Linked DNA regions of Mus musculus: region 1 is linked to region 2. Evidence: chromatin loops called from intact Hi-C (ENCODE). Cell type or tissue: heart. All regions are shown on one strand. Each heading gives the region's core, and the rest is flanking DNA. Links, peaks and the distances in the headings are about the cores only.

What was found. Hi-C counts contacts between places; a loop is a spot of excess contacts. Peaks named below come from ENCODE experiments on the same cell type or tissue, not always from the same donor. Only the 100,000 strongest peaks of a DNase experiment are listed, where the experiment ranks them.
Region 1: a loop joins it to region 2, with 5 times the contacts of the local background. A loop is called at or near these places in 21 of 42 quality-filtered maps.

What each region holds. Positions count from the first base shown.
Region 1 is chr11:51,055,702-51,063,441 of GRCm38, forward strand. It overlaps Zfp354a (zinc finger protein 354A), which reads left to right and starts at 3,524. Exons shown (of 5, transcript NM_009329.4): 1 at 3,524-3,701; 2 at 4,371-4,453; 3 at 5,159-5,285; 4 at 5,702-5,797. The coding sequence starts at 4,421. In heart, for the core only: a CTCF peak has its summit at 3,804; a DNase peak (open chromatin) is centred at 3,560; H3K4me3 peaks cover 1,397 bases; H3K27ac peaks cover 893 bases.
Region 2 is chr11:50,927,091-50,934,830 of GRCm38, forward strand. Zfp354b (zinc finger protein 354B) reads right to left here and starts at 4,545. Exons shown (of 5, transcript NM_013744.3): 1 at 4,415-4,545; 2 at 3,811-3,895; 3 at 2,287-2,413; 4 at 1,474-1,569. The coding sequence starts at 3,843. In heart, for the core only: no CTCF peak of the experiment used is centred there; a DNase peak (open chromatin) is centred at 4,531; H3K4me3 peaks cover 1,719 bases; H3K27ac peaks cover 998 bases; H3K27me3 peaks cover 1,170 bases.

The DNA of each region.
Region 1 (7,740 bases), core at 855-5,854, 130 kb after region 2:
ATTGGAATCCCCCCACCCAAAGAACTATTTCTAAACAGGTCCACAACCTGTTTCCTATTAACTTTTCTTTTCCACTCCCTCTATTGAGTGGTGGCCTAAAAGGAAGGCTGAAGCATTTAAGAACCCTCATTAGTGTAGGTTTTGAAAAATCTAAGCCATCAAGCCTCCCAATAATTGAGATTGAGGCCTATAATTTATTTTAATCAGCTTAGCACAATTACTGTGTGATTACCCCTAATCTATTTTTATATATGCTAGATTGGCTAATTCCCAGCTGTGCTCCCCAAGTTAGTTGCTTGGTCTCACCCCAGCTGCTTTCTTGCTCCATCAGCCTGTCCTCAGGGTAGACTTCTTCTGGCCACATGCTCATGGTCCATCCCATCTAATGGTGGTCTCCTTATCTCTCTCCTCCCATTCTCTATTTTCCTTTCCAGCTCTCTCTCTCTCTCCTTGTGGTCCCTCCTCACTACCTCCACCAGGTAACTGAAATCCTGTCTACCTCTACTCTCCACAGTGACTGGCTATAGGCATTTTTATGTAACCAATGGCTTAAAATTGGGGAGGAAGGTTTACACAGCAAAGATCAGTGTATGTGAGAATTCACTCATCTGAGGGTAGCAAGATCTTGGGGTTCAGAATTTAGCATTTGTATACATAGCATCAGACCAACCCTAAACACCTTAGGGTTTAGCAGTCCTTGACACAGTAATTCTGTTTCAAGAAACGGAAGAAAACCATCTTCAAAGATAAACTTCAAGGATGTTGACAGAATAAAAAAGAAAGCCTTAAGATAATATTAACAACTAGAAATAAAACTTTACTTGAATACCTTGAAGTAAATAAGCCTCAGATAAGAGCTTTGAAAGTTACTGAGCTGCAACAAATACATTGTGGCTTCAGTTGTAACTGAAGCAGATGTGAATGGTGACAGGTTAAGCTTGGCTTCTAAGTGCTGATAAAAGAATCAAAACCCTAACTACTAATTTCTGCTCTGTGGCACCAAGAAACTGGAGTGGGGCTGGGCTGGGTGTATTTATAATTTTTTTTGTGTGACTGACAATACCTACTAGCCTGGCCTGGGAGAGTCTGCCACTTCAGCTATCTAGGAGTCTGAGGCAAAAGAATTCAAAGTTCAAGGCCAGCTTTTGCAGAGTGAGGTCAATGTTAGCCTAGCCAATTTGATGAAACTCTGTCTCAAAAGTTAAAAGAGGGCTGGTGTTTAAAAAAAAAATGTTTTTTTTCTTCTATCCCCTGCTCTAGGAATGACAACTCTGGGACTAATTATTTATTATTAGTTGGTTAGGCCATAGCTTTGGCTCATTCTCTGACTAGCTTGTAGCTTACTTAACCCATTCAAACTATTCTGTCTACCACTTAGTTACCTGTCCTTCAGGCTCAGCTGCTGCTTTTTCACATCTCTCTCATCATCTCCTTTTATTTTTTTCCCACTATTTCCCAGAATCCTGTCTCTTCCTGCCAGTGTCCCACCTCCTATTTCCTGCCTCAGCTCATTGGCCATAGTCTTTTTTATTGACAGATGATGCGCGTAAGCGATTTTCTCTACAGAGTGGGGATGTGGCTCAGGGGTGGAATGCTTGTCTAGCCTGCTAGAGGCTCAGGTTCATTCTCCAGTACCACCACCAAATTAATTAAAATAAAATGTTTTGCATGTATTTATTGTGCATATATGAATGTATGTGGCACAGTGTATGTGTGAGGTCAGTCTCTCTTTTCACTATGTGAGTTCCTAGAATTGAATTCAGGTTACCAGGCTTGGCAGGGAGCGATTCACCACTGAGTCTTCTTCCGGGTCCTCATAAATAAAAAATTCTAAAACAATTATCTGTTGGCTCTTCCTGTAATGTCTCTGTCCTGATTGCTATGGATTGTCAATTTCATTAGATTGAGGGGTACCCAAAAGCTTGCTAAAGCCCATATCTGGTTGCGTTGATAAGCCGTATCCACGGAGGAGTCCATCATAAGGGCTGTTACATACACAATGACTTAACCCATTGATGGACTCAGTCTTTCAACCAGTTTTGGGGTGTTATGGAGCTGTAGGGGGTGTGGCCTGGCTAGAGAAGATGGGTTTCTAGGGATGTCCTTGAAGGGTCTATTTTGGCCCCACCCCTTCCTGTTAGCTGCTCTTTGCTTCCTGGCTGCCTTCAGCTCCACGGCTTTCATCTTCCTTGTCCTTCTGTGACATTCTGCTGCCTTGCTCTGAGCCGACAGTCAATGGAGTCAGTCAGGCGAGGACTTTAACCTGCCAACCACGGCCCCAAACTGGCCCTTTATTTTAGACCCTTAAGTTATTCTTCTCAAGTGAGTGTCACAGCCACAAAACTACAACTGCTACAATTCTGCCTCTCCTGAGTTGTTGCCTCAACCCCGTGCTTCATTCTTGTCTGCCCAGGCTGCCCTTGCTTTGCCCTACCCTTCTTTTGTTGTTTGTCTTTTCTTCTTTTTTGTTTTTTGTTTTGTTGTTTTTTTGTTTTGTTTTTGGTCTTATTACAGGTATCTTCTAGATCCCTATCTAATTATGTTCGTGGCTTGTTGTCTGGTTCTTGCCTTTTACAAAAAATAAAGTACTTCAGGATAATGACATTTGTTTTATTCAGTTTTTCAAATGGCTCATAATAGGGCTTGGTGCGTGACCGTTAGAACACAGACTGTACAGCGTACTCTGAAAAGTCAGACCACACACTCCTGTAGTCTCTCCCTCTTTGGACTGAGAGTTGATACAAGCAATGTGCTGTGACATTGACAAGGCTCACAGAGCTAAGTTATCTCTCTCTTCCTCTCTCAGCTGCCACCCTAGCTCCAACAGACACCCCAGACAACCTTGAGTTATAACTTAGCTTGCATCTACTGCCTTCCTACCTTTTCTTTTGACTCCTGGCACACAAGTTGGGCCATGTGTCAACACAAACTTCCCCAAACTTGTAAGAATACAGAATTCCTGTCCTTGGGAGCTGAAGGATATTTGATAAGCTTTGCCCGTCAGATCTCCATCGTGGCTGCCTTCAGCCTGATTCTAATAACTTCCCCCCTCCCCGCTGTTGTTATTTGTGGGAAAAGAAGAATTTTAAGGACATTTATTACTTGTGTGTATGAGTGAGTGTGTATGAGCATGGAATGCATCCGCTGCCCGGAGATGCCAGAAGGGGGTATTGGAACCCAGGCACTGCAGTTACAGGCCATTGTGAGCAACTGATATGGGTAGTGGGGATTGAACCTAGGTCCTCAACAAGAGCAGCAAGGACTCTTAAACCGCTGAGCACCTCTCCAGCCCTACTAATACCTTATAAAAAAAAAAAAAAAAAAAAAAAAAAAAAAGCTCTTCTAAAGGGTACTTCGTGCCAGCTTCCTTTCCACTAACCTGCAACATCTTTTATTATTTACCTAACAAGCAGGTGTTTGATTCCCGGTGTCCACTCTGACCTTCCAAGTAATCTGTGCATCAGACAAACCGAGGAACTTCAAATCCCAGAATCCCTGTGTCTCGAAGTGGACTACATTTCCCAGAGGGCTCCGCGGCCACCACCCTCTGGACCCCAAGATCTGACCCCCCCGTGAGCCTTCGCGGGTCTTAGGGCGTCTGTGGCGCGGCTCGAGGCTAGGGGCCAAGGTCCCCGTGCAGAGTCCTTACCCGCGGCGGCTCAGAGCATATGTGAGGCGCGGCGGGAGCCGGAGGAGGGAAGGTGAGTGAAGGCTCGATATGTTCGGACGTCAGACAGGGGCTGGGCTGGGTTTGGCTCGGCGGCCTCCTGCGCGTCCCCCTCCCCAGAACGCGCGCTCCCAGTGGCCTTGGCTCTGGACTGCAAGTGACCTGCTCCCCACCGCCCGGGCAGTGACCACGCAGGCTGTGTTTTCCGTGCAGCTCTCTTGTCCTGGGCTACTATTGGTCCCCTTTCTGGAGTTTTCCCCTGGTATTCTGGAAATCGATCTCTGACAGCAGCAGTGCAGTCGGGTGGGCAACGTGTTATAAGGAAGAACACCGTCCCTGCCCGTGGTCAATCTGAGGGGGCAAAACCGGAGGCGCCCCCACTGTGGCCGCATTCAGACTTCAATTTCCTTCCCAAAGGGGCTGGAAAGTGCCTGCTGAGATGTGGTGAACAGTCTAAGGGTGTTCACATGGGAGCTCAGTGAGTCCCCTCGGTTATGGAGTACAGTGTCGCCTGAATCTTGCTTCTGGACATCCACGGACAAGAAGACTGGTGACTTGTCGATTCTCTGATGCCCACCCCCAGCTCCTGGTTCCCTCTCTTGAGGCAGAAGAGCCAGGCTCAGATGATGGGACACTTTCGGAGATGCTGCTTCTGACAGGTGCCGAGCAACAGGTACTACTCCTTTCTTCTTTCCACCCTCAGATCCTCCCTCATCTTCACCCATCTTTGGAAGAAGAACCTTCAGAAAGAAGATGGCTCCTGAGCAATGGGAAGCGACATCTCAGGTAAGCACCTTGCCGGTTCATTTCGTAGCAGAAGGAGCGGATTTTGTTTGGTTTTCCTTCTGACAGTTATCCACGCAGTTCAGCCTTCACCGGGTTTCATCGCCCATGCCCTCCTTGGAGCAGTTGGTCCTCCCTCCGTGGGTGGTGGATTCTGTGGGGAGCACACCCCATGTTCACAGTTCCAGTCTTATGTATCTCTTGATAGACAGGCTATTGTTGCCTGGTGCCAGTCTGGTGTATGCCTACAAATTCCACAAGTAACTTGCCAGGTACCTGGGACAGAATACACATACGTACTTGAGAAAATTCCTTTTTTTTCTGGTCCTGCCTCCCGCACTTGTCTGTTTCATTCTCTGCCCTTACCAAAATTGGTTTTCTATTTTTTTCTTCTTTCTTCTTGACAATCCTTATGTTGTTCACCAAGCCTTCTCCAGTCTGTGGTGGTTGGTTGGTTGGTTGGTTGTTGTTGTTGTTTTTCCCACTTTATGGTTTTATCTTTTGCTTGTACAATTTCCATGAAAGTTTTTTTCTTATCGTGTATGTATGTATGATGTGGTGTGCATACATGTGTATATGCGTATTCTCATGTACTTGGTCACGTGTTTGGATGGCTGTATCTCTGTGTGAGGATATACATCTGCACATGTGTGTCAAAGCCTGAGGCTATAGGGTGGCTTCTCCCATGGAGTTGTCTGTCCCTCACAGGTGTCGTTGACATTTGAAGACGTGGCCGTGCTCTTTACCCGGGATGAGTGGAAGAAGCTGGTTCCCTCTCAGAGAAGCCTGTACCGTGAGGTGATGCTGGAGAACTACAGCAACCTGGCCTCGCTGGGTAAGAGAGTGCCCTGTGGGCAGAGACTCACAAGCGAGACCTCGTGCCTTCTCTTCCAAATGGAGATTTCATTGTGAAATCTTAGCAGAGTTTTGCCTTCAGGCCTTACAAATATGACCTTATAAGTAAGCATTGACACACACTTTGCACAGCAGGCCTGGAACTGCCCATGTGCAGTGGAGCGGGCGTGGCAGTGAGGGCACCGCTTCCCTTGGTATGAAGCAAAGGTTCATAGTCTGGGCATCTTCCCAACCAGCAGTCATTCCATGCTTGCTTGGTTCATCTCTCAGCAGAGAGCTTTGTTCCATCTCTGGAACCTCTTGCCCATCTCCTTTGCTATGTGTTTTTCTGCAAAGGGCCTTGTGAGGGAAACATTTGAGGCTTCTGGTTACTGAGCTCATCTTGTCTACAAGCAGGATTCCCGTTTACCAAACCAAAAGTGATCTCCCTGCTGCAGCAAGGAGAGGATCCCTGGAAGGTGGAGGAAGAAGGCCCTGGAGGCTTCTCTCTCGGTGAGTGTGTGCGCAGGCCTGGCAGTCTCTGCAGGCTCCAGTGTGGTGAATAAGGAGAGGGTGCAGCTTAGAGTGTGGGTTGGGAAATGTCTTCAGGTTCTCAGTCCACAAGAGATGGCCGGGGTGGAGGGGGTGGGAGGCTGGAGAGACAGCTCAGTGGTTAAGAGCACTGACTGCTCTTCCAGAGGTCCTGAGTTCAAATCCCAGCAACGACATGGTGGCTCCCAACCGTCTGTAATGAGATCTGACACCCTCTTCTGGTGTATCTGAAGGCAATGACAATGTCTTATCTGTAATGAGATCTGACACCCTCTTCTGGTGTATCTGAAGGCAATGACAATGTCTTATATATATAAAATAAATAAATCTTTAAAGAAGAAAGAGGTGGTCAGGGACTGGGATGGAGCTCAGTGGTAAGAACACCTGTCTAACACACAAAAAGCCCTGGGTTCAACTCCCAGCACGCGCGTGCGCGCACACACACACACACACACACACACACACACCAATGAAACAAAGTAAACAAACAACTCAATAAATTATCCGTAAATTAGATAAGAGCAGTGGAGGGAAACTGAAATCTGGGCTAGCTCTGTTATTCTCTTCTGATCATGTCCCGAATGAATTTCTTGGGGTCTTTTTTTTCTTGTTGGTTGTTTCTGAGGAGGGCTGCGTTTTCAGAGCTCATTTAAGAAGTATGGTATATTTAAGGGATGATAAAGAACTCACTCAGGTTGGAGTTCAAAATGTAAAGGAAAAGGAAACGGTGGGAAGGCTATGCATGTAGGGATCCTGTAACGAGGGCCTTGGTGCTGTTCCAAGAGCTGTGTCCTGGACATGGGAGCTGCTAGCATCTGCACTGCAAATGGCCACTGTACTTGTGGGTAGCTCTCAGAAAGCTGGTTCTAATCAGAAACAATTGAAAGGTCTCTTAGTTAACCAGCTGAAGAAACTATGGTATGTCCTTGTTCTGACAGCCACCATCTCAGAGAGTGTCAAGGAGTGAGGCAGGTTTCAGAGCACTGTCGAGATTAGATTGAAAGAAAATTGTGTGCACAGAGAGAAGGGTGAGGAGGCAACAATGTACCCTTTAAAAATGGGCCCGGAAAAAGAGTCTTTATTTGTATATAATGTTGTAAGTTGTTACAAAGAGCTGTTACATTCAGGAAGTGCTGTGAGGTGCACTATGGAGGATGGATTGAACTTGAGATGCAGCCAGACAACCTTAGGGCGCCACTGCAGGAATGAAGGAAAAGATAGCGGGGTCTAGATGAAGGCCCCTGCTTAGGGCTCTAGAGAGACCCCGTGTGATGATTTGGGGTGGTGGTGGTTTTCATTCAATGTATAAGTGAAGTGCTTGGATACGGATCTCTGGTGAGGGGTTCTATAAGGGTTGGAACTCACAAGTGAGATCAGAACCCTTGGACCCTTGAGCCGACCAGCTGGGGGTTAGGATCCTGGAAAACTGTTTTTACAAGATGGTTAAAAGAAAAGACCTTGTGAGCCAGACCTGAAGTAACCTAAAGGGAGGCTCAACAGAGGTGTTGCTATGGTGATAGAAACTAAGGGCTGATGAGTTGGGGAAGATCCCTCACTGGTGAACTCGCAAAGTTACTTTCCCCTTCAAAACTAAAATAACAAATACAGGGCTCAGTTCTTTAGTGCATTGGCTGATTTTGTAGAGAACCTGAGTTCAGGTTCCATCACCCACCTAACCATTCATAACTCCAGCTCTAGGGCTTCTGATGCCCTTCTTTGATCTCTGTGTGCCTCAGGGATGCATGTGGGACACCCTTTTTTATGCACCCTTACACATAAAAAATGTGAAACAGCCTTTGTTGTCCCTGGGTTTGTAAGTCTTAAACTGGAGGTGAGAGGCCATGGCTTGAAGGATGTCTTCCTTTGGGTCTCTTGCTTAAGAATTGGCGCAGAGCCTAAGCAGT
Region 2 (7,740 bases), core at 1,481-6,480:
ATTTCTCCAAACAAAGGTTTCAAAGCTAGACAACCGGGGTCTCTACATCAGAAACTGTCACTTTAGACTGAAAAAGAAGGGCTCTTGTATTCAGGGTCTATCAGAACAGGGTCTATAAGAACAACGTATAGTCAACCTTCCAGCTCTTCCTTAATCCTCAGTGTCTGACCTGACCCAACCTCAGCCCTGTCTCCCAGTTCCCCCACTCCAGGCTCTAAGCCCTCAACCCTTCCTGTTAAGGGCAGGAAGCTGCTCTCCCAGGGAGACAGTGCTGGACCCATCTCTGGATGTTTATGTCTCCTCAGGGTTGGGATTCAGACCCAGGACAAGCAGCTGAGGTGCTTAGCTTGCATATCCAGGTTCTCCCAGCATCCCTCAGTCCTGCCTGTTCCAGGCAAGGCTGGCTTATCTGAACTTTCTAATATCTCTCCTAGGAGCTCTTCCCTATAGAATCTAGACGTTTGGCTCTCCTCTCCCACCTCTGCATTTTCTCTCTTCCTGCTCAAGCTCCTTCTCCCCTCCCCCCACTGTCTCCCTCTCAATGGCTTCCCTTGTTGTCCCCACTAAAATATCCAGGATCATAAAATTCTCCTTAAACTTCTTAGCTATCCCTGTTATCTACAGGCTAAAGCTCTTAGCACAGTACCAAAATCTAGTGAGGCCATCCAAGCTCATTTCCTTTGTCTCGATTTCATATATATATATATATATTCTGTGCAGCTAGAAAAAAAATTACTTCCAATATACCCTTAAATATGCTGACTTCTTGTACATGAAAGGCAGCTCTCCTCAGAAACAAAAGGGACCATAGACAGGAGGGGAAGCTAGGGGCTGGGAGCCTGGGATTTTCCTTTCCCATCATTCCATGAGGATCAGGTACCTGAAGAGGTCTCTTGTTGAGGGACAGTCCAGTCTAAGGCTTTCTGGAGACCCTGATGTATGGAAAAGGAACACAGTCCCTTATCTGAAGTGCTTGGCAGAGCCGGTAACGGCCTGGGGTCCGGGCTTTGGCAGAGCATCAGCTTCAGATATGGAGAAGCCAGTTCTTCTAACCCCAAGGGGGCTGTGGTTCTCAGCCCCAAGGTCGCTGTGCACTCAATCTGTGACCTTCTTAAGATACCCTGCATTCCCCTTGTGCAAATTGCTCAATTAGCTTCCCGCTGACTCCATCTCACTGTGTCATAGCTGTCTGCTCCCTCTGTCCCATTTTCCCCACAGACGGTACACATAAGATGCCGTATTTCCTAATAAACTTGCTTGGAATAAGACATTCCTGACCCCAGCCTTCCTATCTCCTTTATCTTCTCATCCCTTGGTCCTCCCCCTAGGATTCCTGTCATCCCTTGGTCCTCCCCCTAGGATTCCTGTCACTGAAAAGCAACTTGCTGGCACAGCTCGGTCTCCAGGCACCGAGGCTACCCCTCTGTTCTTATTTTGCAGCGATTCTGGGGTATTTCAGGCCCACCCACTTACCAAGAGGGGAGCATCCATGACTTTCTTTCTCTGATTTCCAGGGTTCTTCTCCTTGTTGCAACACGGAGATCATCTTTGGTTTGGTAAATGGGAATCCTAATCGCAAACAAAAGTAGCAATAACACTAAAAAGACTTGGTCTTGTTTTAAAGTGGACAAGCATTAGATGCGCGGGGGAACCCAGCTACACTTCTACTGGGTACTTAAGCTGTTCATTGTCACGTGACAGGATGTGTCAGGCAGAGGCCAAGTGGCTCACAGGAGAGAACTGGGAGAACTAATTGCACATTATGGAAATTCTATAAACGGGCAGCTTTAGCATTCTAGAAAAGGGCTGTCGGGTGTGCAGATAGAATAAATACAGACAGTAACTGTGAAGAGGATTACGTGTCAAGAAGACTGTTTAAAGTGAAGAAACCATTTGATTTCTTTTCTAGAATAGTGTGCACAGCATTTGACTGGAAAAAGAAGTGGGAAAGGCAGGAAACAGGAGAGGGGGGCTGAGGGAAGACTTTGTTTACAGGCAACACAGAATAAATGTAACATGAATACTGCTGCGTCAACACTGGAGGAATTTCTACTGTCAAGTTGCAGACAGCGGGGAACAGTATGAGTATCAACCCCCTATGTTCTCCTATTTGGGGCATTTAGACACCTGGAAGTGGAAAAAAAGTTTCAATGTTTACTAGAGATCTGGTTTGTGCAGCCGGACAGCAAACCTCAGCTAGAGTGTTTTAATGACCACAGTCTTCATTCGGGGAAGAAGGCACTGAGGTCTCGATTGTGAGTCTCTGCCCACAGGGCACTCTCTTACCCAGCGAGGCCAGGTTGCTGTAGTTCTCCAGCATCACCTCACGGTACAGGCTTCTCTGAGAGGGAACCAGCTTCTTCCACTCATCCCGGGTAAAGAGCACGGCCACGTCTTCAAACGTCACCGACACCTGTGAGGGAAAGCCGTTCCATCTCAGCAGCCTCATACAGCACGAGGGAGGTGACAGTGTGGAAGGTGGACAGGCCATCGTGAAATGATGTCACTGAGGGTTCTGAAGAGGCTAGGTCATCTACCATTTAGTCATCAATTCAACCGGTGACAGACACGCAAACAACAGCAGTGAGTCAGATCCTGGCTTTCTGTACAGGGATTATGGCCAATAGCGCAAGTACATCATGGTAATTAGAAGTTCTTCTGGCAAAAGGTCTCTTGGGTTCTTGGTTTTTGAGACAATCTATGAAGCTCTGAGTGGCCTGGAACTTGGTATGGTGGACCAGACTAGCCCCAACCTCACAGAGATCTACCTGCCTCTGCCTCCCTGGTACTGGGATTAAAACCCTGCACCACCATGTCCAGCAAGATTCCTTACTCTGCGTTTTCACATGCATGCAGTGCCTGTAGGAAAAATAACTTACTATGGAGAGAATACAAACGATAATCTTTGCCTTAAAGACTTTCCGATCTAATCAGCACACAGGCATGTGTAGAAATCATTTCAACAATGTAAAAAAAAAAAAAAAAAAAAAAGCTGTGTAGCTGGTCTGGTAAGACCCACACACCATCTCCTGCTTCGGTCCTCACTCCAGAACAAGAATCCTACAAGGGGATGCTGTTATTTTTATTTTATTGGTAAGGGAACTGAGACACAGAAGTTAGACTTACTGATTTAAGGCCCACAGATGGTAACAGAGGGGGTAGGGTAAAAATCAACGGTCTTGAGCCTCCCACTGTGCTTTCTAATTTTCTGTCAAATATCCCAGGAAACCCTCTTCATGGCTTCTTGATAAGTCGTCTCCTTGCTCTCAGAGTGAGGCTCCTGACACTGTGTCCCCTGCAGTATGGCTTTCCCCTGTCCACGCAGCAGCTCACCTCGATGGGGGCAGCTCTATATTCCCGCTCCTCCAAATGGCAGGTCAAGAGTAGTTGTTTTCACAAGAATGGTACAATCCAAACCTAGGATCTACAGAGTATAGGAGGGGAACCACGGGATGGAGGAGCGCCGCAAGCATTCTTAAGGGCAAAAAGAAATAGATGGGCAATCCAGGTGAGGGCTGAGAAAAATAAACATGAGGGAAGCAGACCAGAAAGGACTTCCGCCAGCTGTGTCCCTAGTGATAACGGACATCTGCATGTCGCTGTCAATGTAGTAAGCACAACAGACCGGGATCAGCTAACAGCAACGCAATATACTGTGAGCGAGCGTGCAGTGTGCTTCCTAGACAACCAGCTCCTCCAAGAGCACCAAGTCCTGGTGAAGGGTCTACTGGGCGGAGAGCCTCAGTCTGGAAGGAAAACCAAAACCATATAAAATACTCCTGCCATGAACTGAGACGGCAATGCGCTCACCTGAGACTTCCCTTCCCTTTGCTCTGGAGCCATGCTCACTTTCTGGGCTTTTCTCAAAGATGGGTACAGTGTCCAAAAATGCGATCTGAGGGAAGAAGAAAGAAAGATTGCTTCGCACCCCTCAGAAGCCGCATCTCCGAATGCGTTCCACCAGCTGAGCCTGGCGCTTCTGCTTCCAGAACGGAAAGCGGGAGCTGGGGGCGGGCGGCAGAGAATTGACAGGTCACCACTCTTCTGGTCTCTAGATTTTCAGAAACAAGACTCAGGCGACACTGGACTCCATGTCACCGAGGAGACTCACTATGCCTCCGCGAGTCAGGCATCACCCTATGCTGTTCACCCCAGCTCAGTTGGCAGTGCCAACCCCCTTCAGATCAGAGTGCACTGAGGCCAGAGTGCAGCCACAGTGGGAACACAAACGTTTTTCACCCGTTTAGATCTGACCACGGGCCCACTCCACGTGCAGCCCACCCAACTGCTCTGCTGCTGTCAAGGGATCAATTTCCACATCCCCAGAGAAAACTCCAGAAAGGGGACCAGTGACTCATGGCGGCCCACGCTGAAGTCGCCACAGGCCTCCGTGTCCTCCAGCCTGGCCGCTCACCTCCCCCCTGCTCCCGCCACGCCTCATGAAGGCTCGCAGCTGCCACGCTTGGAGACTCAGACTGGGGAGCTAGATCAGGGCAGAGAATCGAGCCACAGACACCCGGCGGCCTGATAGATCTCACAGGGGGCGGGGCTGGAGGGGGGAATAATGAGGATAGCTGATGCAGAGGCCTCTGGGAAATGTAGTTTACCTCGGGACTCAAGGATTCTGGGATATAAAGTTGACCGCTTTGGTGCGCAGCTGCGGTGGAGAGCCCCCCCTCCCCAAACTCCCAAAAGGCCCCGGGTCACTAGCTCTGTGAAGTCTTAGATGTGGTATGCATTTTAATTCCATTTGTGTGGATGGGGTAAGGCCAGCCCACAGCGGCCAGAAACAGACTGGCAGTTACGTATTAACATCATGTTGTAAGCCTTTTGAAATAAATCAAAGAACAAAAGGGACCTCACTTGGTAAGCAGTGGTTTTTAGTAGGATAAAGTGTAGACAGTGAGCTGTGGAAATAATTATATATTGATTTAGACTCAGAGGGTGTTACAGGAAAATGCAAAAGAAAGGCTAGCTGAAACCTGGCACTCTGGGATTTAAAATAAAAATGAATGAATAAATGAATACATGAATGAATGAATGAATGAATGGAAAATGATAGATGAAGACGCCTGATATTAACCTCTGGTCTGAGTACAATGTACAACACACACACACACACACACACACACACACACACACACTCCAAAGCATAGAAAATATGATTGTGGAAGCCATAGTATGCCAGTGTGACACACAATACAGTACATCCCTCTGTCCACATATCTTCATTTGCAAATGTTTGTTGTAATGAGTCATTGATCTGGTTCAAGATCTCTGGCTTCTATGACACCATCAATATTGGACCCTCACTGAGACTCCTCCCAATTATCCTGTTGTCACCCTGTGTGTTAAAGATCCTGTAACAGCTTTGGATCGGCAGGACTGGCCCTTTCATGTGCCCCAACAATTCACACATGATACAGATTTTAGGAAGGGACAACCAGAGCCCTGGATCTGGGCCTGGGTGGCAGCTGAGTTGATGAGCTCAATGGCTGCCCCTTATCTGAATCACCAGGGTAAACTCTCCAGTACTGTTCAGCAAGGCCACCCAATGCCACAGTCAGCAGAAGGCAGAATCACCTCTCCTACTCCCATGCCTTTGGGTCAGCTCACCAGCACCTTTGTCATCAGGGCATCTTCACTGAGTTGCCCAGATGAGCTGTAGGGCCTGCTCTCCAGAGTGCTGCAGTCAGTGACAGGGCAGGACCGGCTCTCCTACTCTCATGCCCTCCAGGTGCTACCTCAGATGGTAAGGGACAGGGTGGGGGAGGGTACCACCACCCCTCCCCCGTCACCCAGGCCATTGCTGAGCCTTATCTCTTACAGGATAAGGTGTTCACAGGGGCCAGAGTTAAAAGGATACAATGAAAAAGGGAGGAACAGAGGCAAGGATACATATTGAATGGAATTGCAAGCAGTTCACATCAGATCTAAGAAACACAAAGTTACTCTTAATTACAAATAGAAACATTATTTAACAAGGACTTAACTAGGGACAAACAGAAACTTACTAACTAGGATTTAACACAAGACAAACATAAACTTCTTAATAACTATGAGAAGCCTTGCCCTGTAAAGACTTAACACAGGACAACCAGGAACTTCTTGACTGTCTTAACTGCAAACAGAACTCACAGTTCTGCAAGGTGTAGTTTCTGTTTCTGCCTCCCATTACCTTCTGAGATACTTGTTCTTGTTTTGGTCTCATGGCACTGGCGTGAATGAGTAGTCTTAGCTCCTACTCTCTGTAGCTACCGTTAACCCAATACTGTAAGCATTCATTACAGTGACAGGAATTTCCTAATTCTCCTGCGGCAGAACTGTCTTCCTGATGAGCCCCTTTCTCGGCTTATAAAATGCTGGTGTTGCTCAAGACTAATTCCTGGGGTCTTCTCATCACTAAGACTAATTCATGGGGTCTTCTCATCACAAGACTAATTCCTGGGGTCTTCTCATCACTAAGACTAATTCCTGGGGTCTTCTCATCACTGACTCTTGAGTTCTCCCTATTATTATTTTAATTGCCTTCGATTCTCCAATATTCTCCCAGTTTTCTTCTGAGTTCTGGTAATCCTCCAGATGTGCCCTCTGAACTCTGTCATCCAGGTTTCTTTTCTTTTTTTCTTTCTTTTCTTTTTCTTTTTTTCTTTTTTTTTTCGAGACAGGGTTCTCTGTTGTAGCCCTGGCTGTCCTGGAACTCACTCTGTAGACCAGGCTGGCCTCGAACTCAGAAATCCACCTGCCTCTGCCTCCCAAGTGCTGGGATTAAAGGCGTGCACCACCACTGCCCGGCAACTTCTGCTTTCTTTAAAAAGTCAGCTATGTCAAAAGGTATTTTCCTGGGTTGGTGAGATGGCTCAGTGAGTAAGAGCACCCGACTGCTCTTCCGAAGGTCCAGAGTTCAAATCCCAGCAACCACATGGTGGCTCACAACCATCCGTAACGAGATCTGACTCCCTCTTCTGGAGTGTCTAAAGACAGCTACAGTGTACTTACATATAATCAATAAATAAATCTTTAAAAAAAAGGTATTTTCCTGAAGCAGATACAAGTAAAAGAATGTTTTGCTAAAACAGATGCATGAAGGAATGTTTCACTAAAGTGGACACAGGTGAAAGGAAGTTTTACGCCGGGCATGGTGGCACACACCTTTAATCCCAGCACTCGGGAGGCAGAGACAGGTGGATTTCTGAGTTCAAGGCCAGCCTGGTCTACAAAGTGAGTTCCAGGATAGCCAGGGCTATACAGAGAAACCCTGTCTCGAAAAAAAAACACAAAAAAAACAAACAAACAAACAAAAAAAACGAACAAAAAAAAGGAAAGGAAGTTTTACTAAAGCAAACATGTAAAAAGATACCTGATGAAAGATTCTTCACTAACCACACACAAATATTGGTTCACCTTACACTGCATAGCTGAGCTCCATTTATAATGACAACATAGAGAAAAGCACACCAAAAGACTTTTGGTGATGTTCTGGCGGCATCTTGCTGTTTCCACGGACTCAGGCCGATTGACAGAATGATGTTAGCTGGTACAGGCTCATGCAGAGTTTTACTGAGATGAGACACATGGTGAGACGAGACCTATAGAGGGCATGTAATGTTTAGAGGGAGATATATAAGACTCAACGGACAGAGGCAGGGACTTACTTGCATAACTAGCTTTACAATGTTTCATTGGTTGCACATCTTCATCGTCACTGATTTTCACATCATGAAGAGATGCATGGCAAAG